Regions from separate parts of the Homo sapiens genome. Here region 1 is linked to region 2. Evidence: chromatin contacts called from ENCODE Hi-C or POLR2A ChIA-PET data. All regions are on one chromosome and are shown on one strand. Each heading gives the region's core, a stretch centred on a gene start or an enhancer-like site at or near the end of the contact. The rest is flanking DNA. Distances are from core to core; before and after follow the strand shown.

Region 1 (4,974 bases), core at 1,925-4,424, 3.7 Mb before region 2:
AATCATAAACTTGATAATAGATTTTATTTTATTATTTATTTATTTTGAGATGGAGTTTTGCTCTTGTTGCCTAGGCTAGAGTGAAGTGGCGCGATCTTGGCTTACTGCAACCTCCGCCTTCTGGGTTCAAGTGATTCTCCTGCCTTAGCCTCCTGAGTACCTGGGCTTATAGATGCCTACCACCACTCTCGGCTAATTTTTGTATTTTTAGTAGAGATAGGGTTTCACCATGTTGGCCAGGCTGGTCTCAAACTCCTGACCTCAGGTGATCCACCCGCCTCGACCTCCCAAAGTGTTGGGATTACAGGCATGAGCCGCTGTGCCGGGCCTTGATAACATTTTAAAACGTTTCAATCAGGACTTGAAAAAGAGTAGATGCTTAATAAAAGGTAACTATGGCTGGGTGCAGTGGTTCATGCCTATAATCCCAACACTTTGGGAGGCCAAAGTGTGAAGGTTGCTTGAGCCCAGGAGTTCAAGACCAGTCTAGGCAACATGGCAAGACCTCCATCTCTACAAAAATAAAAAAATAATTAGCTGGGCATGGTGGCATGGGCCCATGGTCCCACCCACCTACTTGGGAGGCTGAGGTGGGAGGATTGCTTGAGCCTAGGAGGTTGAGGCTGCAGTGAGCCATGTTTGCACTACTGCATTCCCTCTGGGGTGACAAAGTGAGACCCTGTCTTAAAAAAAAAAAAAAAGGCCAGGCGCGGTGGCTCACGCCTGTAATCCCAGCACTTCTGGAGGCCGAGGCGGGCAGATCATGAGGTCAGGAGATCGAGACCATCCTGGCTAACACAGTGAAACCCCACCTCTACTAAAAATACAAAAAATTAGCTGGGCGTGGCGGTGGGCGCCTGTAGTCACAGCTACTCAGGAGGCTGAGGCAGGAGAATGGTGTAAACCCAGGAGGTGGAGCTTGCAGTGAGCTGAGATCCCGCCACTGCACTCCAGCCTGGGTGACAGAGTGAGACTCTGTCTCAAAAAAAAAAAAAGGGGGGGGGCGGTAAAGGTAACTACTATTGGAGCCACTATTCTTATCCTTATGTTGTTAATGTTGTTATTACATTATTTTATTTCAGGGCCAGAAGGAGAGCTAGGTGGAGGGAAGGGTCATTCACTTGGTCAGACAATCTACTAGATGAAAACAAACAAGCAAACAATCTGCTAGACTGCCCCAAATAGATCCATTTAAGCAGGGGAGAATCTGAAAACAGGCAATTACAATTCCATGTTAAGTACTATGGTAGAGTATTGCACAAGGTGTTTTGCAACTTTATCGGAAGAATCAATAACTCACAGACGCAGCAAAAGTTTTGCAGAGGTGGTAGCTCTTTCTTTCAAATCAGTCTATGTTTCCAGGAAGTAGAAAATACTGCTTGCTGGAGGCAGACAGAATGCAAGTGAGCCCAGTCTGTGCTCCTCACCTAAGGGCCTTGCTACTGATCTGCAGCCCCTCCTGCTCCTCAAGGCCTCTCTCAACTCCCACACAGCCCTGCTAGCCAGCCTTGCCCTAGAATACCCCCTCCTGGGCCACCTGGTGGTGAACATCCTGGACTCTGTGCTGTGGCTTGATGCGGCTGAGTCATAAGACCTTTCTTTTTACTGCTAAGCGCTAATGGAAGCCTTCTGGTCAGAAGCAATGCCCCAAGTCTACCTTGTGGGGAAGGTCTAATGACGACAGATCACTGCTTCTCCCCGCAGGGCTGGATGAGCATGGATGTGGTGGCGAGGTGGGGGAGAAGCACCCACGGGAGCATCTTCATTTCTTCCTATATAGGCGCCAGTTCTGGGCAGGCAAGACTTCCCAGGGGTGGACAGAAAGAACAGACCCTCCCCAACCCGCAATTCCCAGGGGGAGACATCTCCCTCCCAAGCCAGCCTCCAATGCCGCACTTTGCCATCTGGTCGTGGCCCAAACCAGCCTCCTAGCTCGCTAGTGACCACATTTTCCAAACCAAAACTCAGGACGCATGATCTGGCAAAGAATTTCTGGCTAGCTTCCAAATGCAAGAGGCAAAAACCTTTCCACCTGAGAATCTCTACGATAATCTGCGTCGTTAAAGGTGACATTAAGTCGGAAAGCTTGAAATTCAGGGTCTCTTCTTTCTCACTTTCTCAACTCAAGCGTTTTCTTTTTCTTTCTTTTTTTTTTTTGAGACGGAGTCTCACTCTGTCGCCCAGGTTGGAGTGCAGTGGCACGATCTCGGCTCACTGCAAACTCCGCCTCCCGGGTTCAAGTGAGTCTCCTGCCTCAACCTCCCGAGTAGCTGGGATTACGGCCCTCCTTCCGGGCGGGCGCCACCATGCCCAGCTAATTTTTGTATTTTTAGCAGACACAGGGTTTCACTATGTTGGCCAGGCTGGTCTCGAACTCCTGACCTTGTGATCTGCCCTCCTCGGCCTCCCAAAGTACTGGGATTACAGGTATGAGCCACCGCGCCTGGCCCTTCTCAAGCGTTTTCATACGTTGTTATCGATACGTGAAAGAGCCCATGAGGTAGCTGATTATTATTTCCATTTAATAGTTGATAATACTTGGAATCACTTGCCCAAGATCCTACATCCTGAAAGTCTGAATTTTGGCTTGTCAGGGACAGTTCTTAGGGTGGGTGTGTGTCTTGTGGGCAGAGCTGGGGGTGGCGTATTAATATCTTCGACGAAGATGCACACGCCATTCATTTGGGGCCTCAGGAAGGGCAGCCGAGAACTGAGCTGGCCAGGTTCCCACTTCTGAGTTGGAAATCCCCAAGCCCAGGACGTGGCGGCCACCCCGTCCCATCAGGATCTGACCCGAGGCCTTAGGGCCAAGTAGCGAGAAAGAACCCTTCGACCTTGCAGGTCACACCTCGGCTGCAGGCCCTCGACCCAGCCCAGGTGCGGATGGGCGGGGCGCAGCGTGGGCGAGCGACTCCCCAGGCCACGTTCTGCCTTCCCTCCCCGATCACATGGACTCGCCTTCCGTAGCCGGGAGTGCGGAGCGGAACGAACCACGAGGAGGAGGAGCGGGGGAGGCGCCCAGGGCAGTGGGTCAGCGCCCCGCGGGGCAGGTGGGCGGGCCCAACTGCCCGCGAGCCGGCCAGCCAGCCAGTCAGCGAACGCGGAGGGCGGGCCGGTGGCCCTGCGCGCCGCGCCCCGCAGCGCCCCCTGAGGGGCGGCGGCGGGAGCTGGTTCCGGCTGCGCGCGCAGCGGTGGTGGTGGCGGCGCGATCGGCCGGGCTGTAACCGTCGTCTGTCCGGGAGCGGCTGGAGCGGCAGCGGCGGCCGGGCACGGCGCGAGGTGACGCCACAGGGCAGCGGCGGCAGCGGAGGCAGCGGCGGCAGCAGGAGACGCAGCGGCGGCCGCAGCAGCAGCAGCAAGACGGACTCGTGGAGACGCGCCGCCGCCGCCGCCGCCGGGCCGGGCCGGGTGTCGCGCGCCGAGGCTGGGGGGGAGTCGTCGCCGCCGCCGCCACCGCTACCGCCGCCGCCGCCGCCGCCGAGGTGACTGAGGAGAGAGGCGCCTCCTCGCTCCCGCCACCGCCGGACTTCAATGCCCAGTCCCCAGCTCGCCAGCGTGAGTGCGCCCCTCCCGGGCGGCCCCCGCGCCGGCGCCGGGGGCCTCGGGGAAGGGGAGGGCGGGAGGCGCCGCAGCCATTAGTGCAGGCCGGAGACACGTCCCCGGAAGGAGGGCCGGGCCGGGCCGGGGCGGGGGAGCGAGGGTGGGTGAGCGAGGGGCGGGCTCGTGTGTGTGGAAGGGAGAGAGCTGTGCGAGCGTGGGGGAGAGTGAGTTGGTGAAGGGAGGGCGTGTGAGTGGGGGACAGGGCTGAGTGTCCGTGCGAGGAGGTGGGGGGAGTGGGAGCGCGTCGGGAGGCAGTGTCGATGTTGGGGGAATGTGGGTGAGGGCAGGGGAGGGTATGGGTGTGTGGGGAGCGTGTGGGCATGAGGGGTGGTGGTAGAATGAGTGAGTAAATGGGGGAGGAGAGAGTTGAGAGTGTGGTAAAGAGCGGGTGAGTGTGGGGGGAGAACATGGTGTGTGTCGGTGAGAAGGTGCGTGGCAGAGGCAGGAGTGTGGTAGGGTGTGCCGGCGTGTGTCCAGTGTGTGAGCAGGCATCCTAGAGGCCCTTCCCCTTGGTCTTTGTGTGTGGCGATAGTGAACCCTGGTGTGTTGGGTTGGGGAGTTCTTTCCGGGAGCATCTTGTCCGTGGGTCTTCAGGTTCAAGTATGAGGAAAGGGGGTATAAGTCTCCTCCAGCGGCACTATGATCTTCTGGCTCTGGGATTTTAATTTTTTTCCCCCAGAAAGGATGTGATGTGTTTTTTTGTTGTTGTTCTATACATTTTTTTCTCCCACGTTTCATGACTTCAAAGTAAATTTTCAAATTTGTCAATGATGCCATCCTATCCTAGTCTGGGGCCCCTGAGAGCTAACGAAAAGAAGTTTGTCTGTTGCCCAAAATCCTACACTCTGGCCTGTAGAGTGTTCAGGAGCATAAACTTTTGTAAAGTACTGCTAGTTTTTCAGGTGAAGAGTATTTTATTGTTAGGTAAATTGAACTGTAGTCTGGTTTATTATTTCCTGGAATTTGTCAAGAAATTAGCAGTGACTAGCAATTCTAGTGTCACTGTAGGCATTCAGCAAATGTTTGTCTGTCCGGAGTCGCCAAACTACATTACACTGCTGAGTTGGAATATGGTACTTGCTGTCATGCTCTGTAAGAGAGAGTAGTTTCAGAGGGAAGTGAGTGAAGTTATGCCTTGCTGAGTGTGCAAAAGGAGATTAAGGATACAGAATGACACATTATCAGGGCTTCAGAATCACTTGCCAGCACACCATTGTATTGGTGAAGATGGTGAGAAGTTGTTTGCTGGTATTCTGATCTTGGCATTTTTAAGTTTCATAATGAATGGACTAATTATTATCATGGACTTTTCCCATTCTTGTGTTGTAAAAGTAGGGATTCTTGAAGAGTAGTACCTTGATAGGGATTTTACAC
Region 2 (4,881 bases), core at 67-2,566:
GCATTCCTCTTTGTAGGAGAGCCTTTACTGAAAGGCAAATTTATCATCTGAAGGTGGCTAAGGCAGCTGGAATCTGAGCAAGTGAAAGGACGAATTATTGAACTGCTCTACTCAGCAACTATCTGCTGGTCAGGGCTCCAGTTCCTTCCTTCCTTTTTTCATTCAATAAATATTTATTTACCATCTTGTGTGTACCAGGCACTGTGCCTGGCTCTGGGAAATCCAGTGGTGAAGCTAGCAGCCTAGCAGGGCATGGCAGGGTGCCACTGGCTGGGCACATTCCTCCCCTCCCCACTGCCTTGTATTTTTGGTTGGGTAAAGATCTCCTTCTTCTGTTGCCACACTCTCAACTCTTGCATCAGCTATGTTGAGGCCACTGATTGGCCAGCTATTTATATTCCTCAATCACCTTCCAGTCCCAAAGATACACCTACCTAGACTGGATTTGAAATGTTTTTGAGATGTCTTCAGCCTTAGATCCATTTCAGATTATGACCCTAATATGATTGTCATCTGTTCTGTATTCATTCTTCCTGAATTAGTTTTCTAGTCTCAAATTCTGAGATCACTTTACTATAATGACCTTGTAATGGGACCATTCGGGGGGCTGTGATTTATCACCCCAGATGTCATTTTCTGAGCTCTTCTTATTGTTTCCCCCCTCCCCACCCACTAATCTCAGATACAATTCCTGCCCAGGGGGAACTTTCAGGAAAGAAGTTCCACTCCAATTGGTTTGATAAAGCCAAAGAAGACCCATCCTTCAAGGCTTAGTCACACATTAATTCAATTACTCATGAAGCAGGCATTGTGCTAGGTGGGGAGGGAGGTCCTTCCTGCACAGAGCTGACAGGTGCCGAGCTGTCAAGCTACACAACCAAAATTGTCCTTTGGAGTTGTGCATTAGCAGGCAGTACAACCACAGACTCCCAGAAACAAAGCCAACTATCTCCTAAGAGCACTTCCCAGGAGTCAGGCAATTCGGGTGCCAGCTTTTAGCCAAGTAACCCAAACTGAATTTTTTTTTTCCAGCTCTTTGAATCTGTTTCCCTATCTGTAAAACAAAGAAATAGAAATTAGCTCTAAACTTGCAGAGTCATTATGGAGAGAACTGGTGCCATAAAGAACTGGCAGTGTATATAATTCGTCTTCTCGATTGCATACTGAGGACAGAAATCTTCAGGTTTGGAAACGTTTACCCTTCTTAAATGCAAAAACTAACGCACTGGGTGCTTTTGGGCAAATTGCTTGGTTGATTTAGTTTAGTTTTGTCGGCTGAGTGGTTCCTCAACGCCCCCTGCAGGCCAGATCCTGCTATAGCTAAGTCAGAATGGAGTAGGAAAGGGCTGGCCCAAACCGTTTTGAGTTTATAGGATTGTTAGGGTCCATGTCACCGCCTGAAGGTCTTGAAAAGAGGCCAGGCAACAGCTAAGTAAAGGTCTGTGGTTGCTGAAGATTCCCCCTGCTGCCAGCAAGGACCAGAGTCCTAAAATACTTCACAGCCCGAATGCACTTTCCATTGTTTTGGCTTACTACCTCTCTTACAAGGCAGGAAGCCTCAGGTCGAGAGAGAGGAATTTGCCCAAGGTTCCCTAGGAAGTTGGCCACAGAGTGGAGACTAGAATCTCGAGGTCCAGGGCTACCTACACCTTAATAGGCTGCCCCAGGAGAGAAGCCTCACATTTTCAGAAAGAACAACTTCTCCCTTTCCTCTGGTCTCCCTTCCTTCCCCAACCCTCCACTCCTAGAGGCTCTATACATCCTATTCTCAGAGAACCACCCTGAGGCTTGTCCCTGGAGCAACGCCTCTGGCCTCCCACCATCCTGTCCTACCTTTCCCTATCCCCAGCGGAATTCTGTACCCCGACCCCCTCCCTAAAAAGGCCACACTTGGAATCAGGATATCGGAGTTGAAGGTTCCAGTTCCAACCCTTTCTTTGTGAACCTCAGCAAAACACTTCACTTCTCTGAACCCGTTTCCTGTTTTTTTGTTTTTGTTTTTCTTTTATTACGTTTTTGTTTTTCTGAGACAGGTCTCGTTCTGTTGCCCAGGCTGGAGTGCAGTGGCGCGATCATAGCTCACTTAAGTTTGGAGCTCCTGGGTCCTCTCACCTCAGCCTTCCGAGTAGCTGGGTCTACAGGACTGCATGTTAAATGTTAAATGGGGCAATAGTTTACCTCCACCGTTCTATTGTGAGAATGAGAGCTTATGCATGGAAACCCCTTAACAAGGCTTGATGCAGATGAAGTGCTCAATAAACTGTAGATTATCTATATTTTTACTGTTATTTTGAAGGATCTGGCTCAGTGACTGGCTGATAGTGGTGGGTGTTCAAGAAAGGTGCCTACAACCATTAATATTAAAAGTTTGGCGCACATAGCCTGGCATTTAGTTGCAGTTTAATAAACTGTGGCTAGTATTGTTTTTTTGACCCCAGGACGCCCAGTGCGGTTTCAGCGTTAACAACTCCTTAGCGAAAATTGCAGAACAGACTTTTCGCTCAGCAACAGGCTCCTCTTACGTAAACCGCACCGGCCAATGAGCAGGAAGATGGGCGGGGTTTCTTGGCAGCCAATAGTAGCCCGCAGCGGCGCGCAGGATAGGCCCAGGCTGGTTTCCAGGCTGCGTACGGAAACGAATCCCCGGGGCTCTTTGACTGGGGGCGAGTCTTCGAAGTCGCCAGGCTCTGCCTATCAACCGGGTCCTGATTGGTGCAGGCTGTGGCGGTCCGCCCCTGACTCCGTCTAGCCCCGCTCCGCGAGAAGAGGCTGAACTGCCCCATCTGCTTCTAATTTCTTTCTTTCTTTCTTTCTTTCTTTTTTTCCCCTCTTTTCCTTTTCTTCTTTTAAATATACGTTTGGAAATTTGCCGGGCGTGGTGGCGGGCGCCTGTAATCCCAGCTACTCGGGAGGCTGAGGCAGGAGAATCGCTTGAATCCGGGAGACGGAGGTTGCAGTGAGCCGAGAACGCGCCACTACACTCCAGCCTGGACGACGAGAGTGATACTCCGTCTCAGTCAATCAATCAATCAATCAATCGTTTGATTTTCGTTTTATGCTTTTACTTCCAAATTTATATTTATTGCAAAAAATGTGGAATATAACAAAGTGTAAAGGTGAAACTGAAATAACCCGAAATTATATTTCCCCCTCTGTGGTTTTTTTTTTTCCGTCTCTGTGTTTTTCAATGTTTTTCAGGCCTTCTGTCTTGAGCTCGTATTACTGCTGTTCACTGATGTATTGTAAAAGCGTAAAACCGGACGTGACCCAAATGTCTATCAAAGGAGACTGATGAGAGAAATAAACGGATTTGTTCACACAACGGCTTCTACAGCAAAGAAACAGAAGGTAGCTCCAAGTGCTCTGAAATGGAAAGGTATGCAGGATTTCCTGTTAGGTTAAAACAGAACGAAGCAAAAACCGAGGTTGCGCAATGATACATATAGAACAGTCTCATAGTTGTATACATAGTTACACAGAGGAAACAAAGATCTGGAAAGATGTGTAGTTTGCACCTGTTACCATTGGTTAGCTCTGGGGTGGACGGAGAAGGGAGAAGTTTTAAGATTCTTTATATAATACACTTATTTAATATCTATCTATGTGCTAAGTTGTATTACATTTGTTGTTTTTTAAAGAGATCCTTTTAAACAGAGAAGGGAGAACTCCCTCAAATCCCAATTGCACTACAAAGAGAAACCAACATGTTGGTTATTTTTATAGCATATAAGTTTATATACCGTATTAATAATGTATAGCTATATAGCCTGCTTTTTCCACTTAGCACATTTCATAATTTTTGTAATATTAAATATTCCTTAAATATAATTGTTAATGGTTGCAGACTATTCATGTATGCTATAATTTATTAATCCTTATTGAGAACATTTAGGGTTTTCTTCCCAATTTTTCACATATTTCAAGATGAGATAAAACTCTTAAATAATTATATTCCTGATTAATTAAATTCCTAGAAAAATTCGTGAGTTGAAGACTATGAACAAATAAATTTAAGGCTTTTTTTTTTTTAAGAGAGGGAGTATTGCTGTGTTGCCCAGGTTGGTCTCAAACTCCTGGGCTCACATGATCCTCCTGCTTCAGCCTCTGGGGTAGCTGGGACTACAGGCCACTGCACCAGACTTTAACACTCTTGGGCCAGGCACGGTGGCTCATGCCTGTAATCCCAGCACTTTGGGAGGCTGAGGTGGGCGGATCACCTGAGGTCAGGAGTTTGAAACCAGCCTGACCAACATGGGGAAACCCCGTCTCTACTAAAAGTACAAAATTAGCCGGACGTGGTGGCACATGCCTGTAATCCCAGCTACTCGGGAGGCTGAGGCAGGAGAATCGCTTGAACCCGGGAGGCAGAGGTTGCGGTGAGCCGAGATCGCGCCATTGCACTCCAGCCTGGGCAATAAGAGCAAAACTCCATCTCAAAACAAAACAAAACAAAACAAAAAACCCAAAAAACAAAAGACTCTTAATGCTAATTGTAAAACTTTTTTTTTTTTTTTGAGATGGAGTCTCCCTCTGTCGCCCAGGCTGGAGTGCAGTGGGGCTATCTCGGCTCACCACAACCTCCACCTCCCAGGTTCAAGTGATTCTCCTGCCTCAGCCTCTCGAGTAGCTGGGACTACAGGCACGTGCCACTACGCCCGGCTAATTTTTTGTATTTTTAGTAGTGACAGGGTTTCACCGTGTTAGCCAGGATGGTCTTCATCTCCTGACCTCGTGATCTGCCTGCCTCGGCCTCCCAAAGTGCTGGAATTACAGGCGTGAGCCACCACGCCTGGCCGAAACTCTTGAAAGTTTGTTTCTGTGAACATTATTGATGCCTAAGATGGGCCTGTGCTATCCTTGTGGGGGTGTCGGTGTGTGTGA

What was found. A loop is a pair of places that touch in the nucleus more often than their neighbours do. ChIA-PET counts read pairs that join two places held with the same protein, here RNA polymerase II (POLR2A). Pooled maps may share reads with other maps.
Region 1: a pooled map shows a loop between it and region 2 (9-fold over the local background). The contact joins the promoter of PTP4A2 here to the enhancer-like site in region 2. A Hi-C loop is called at or near these places in 3 of 50 pooled maps. POLR2A ChIA-PET finds 5 or more read pairs at or near these places in 3 of 52 experiments (H1, activated CD8-positive, alpha-beta memory T cell and activated T-cell).

What each region holds. Positions count from the first base shown.
Region 1 is chr1:31,936,568-31,941,541 of GRCh38, reverse strand. It overlaps PTP4A2 (protein tyrosine phosphatase 4A2), which reads left to right and starts at 3,174. Exons shown (of 6, transcript NM_080391.4): 1 at 3,174-3,555. RefSeq lists enhancers at 2,588-2,857, 3,968-4,017 and silencers at 2,918-3,297, 3,500-3,671, 3,448-3,787.
Region 2 is chr1:28,245,071-28,249,951 of GRCh38, reverse strand. No RefSeq gene overlaps it. Among named protein-coding and RNA genes, the nearest start is that of ATP5IF1, 11 kb to the right of the region's middle. RefSeq lists enhancers at 1,350-1,549, 2,791-2,960, 3,769-4,268. Within about 2 kb of position 1,316, at least 39 of the 41 ENCODE cell types and tissues checked have a DNase peak (open chromatin) inside an H3K27ac peak, as active enhancers do.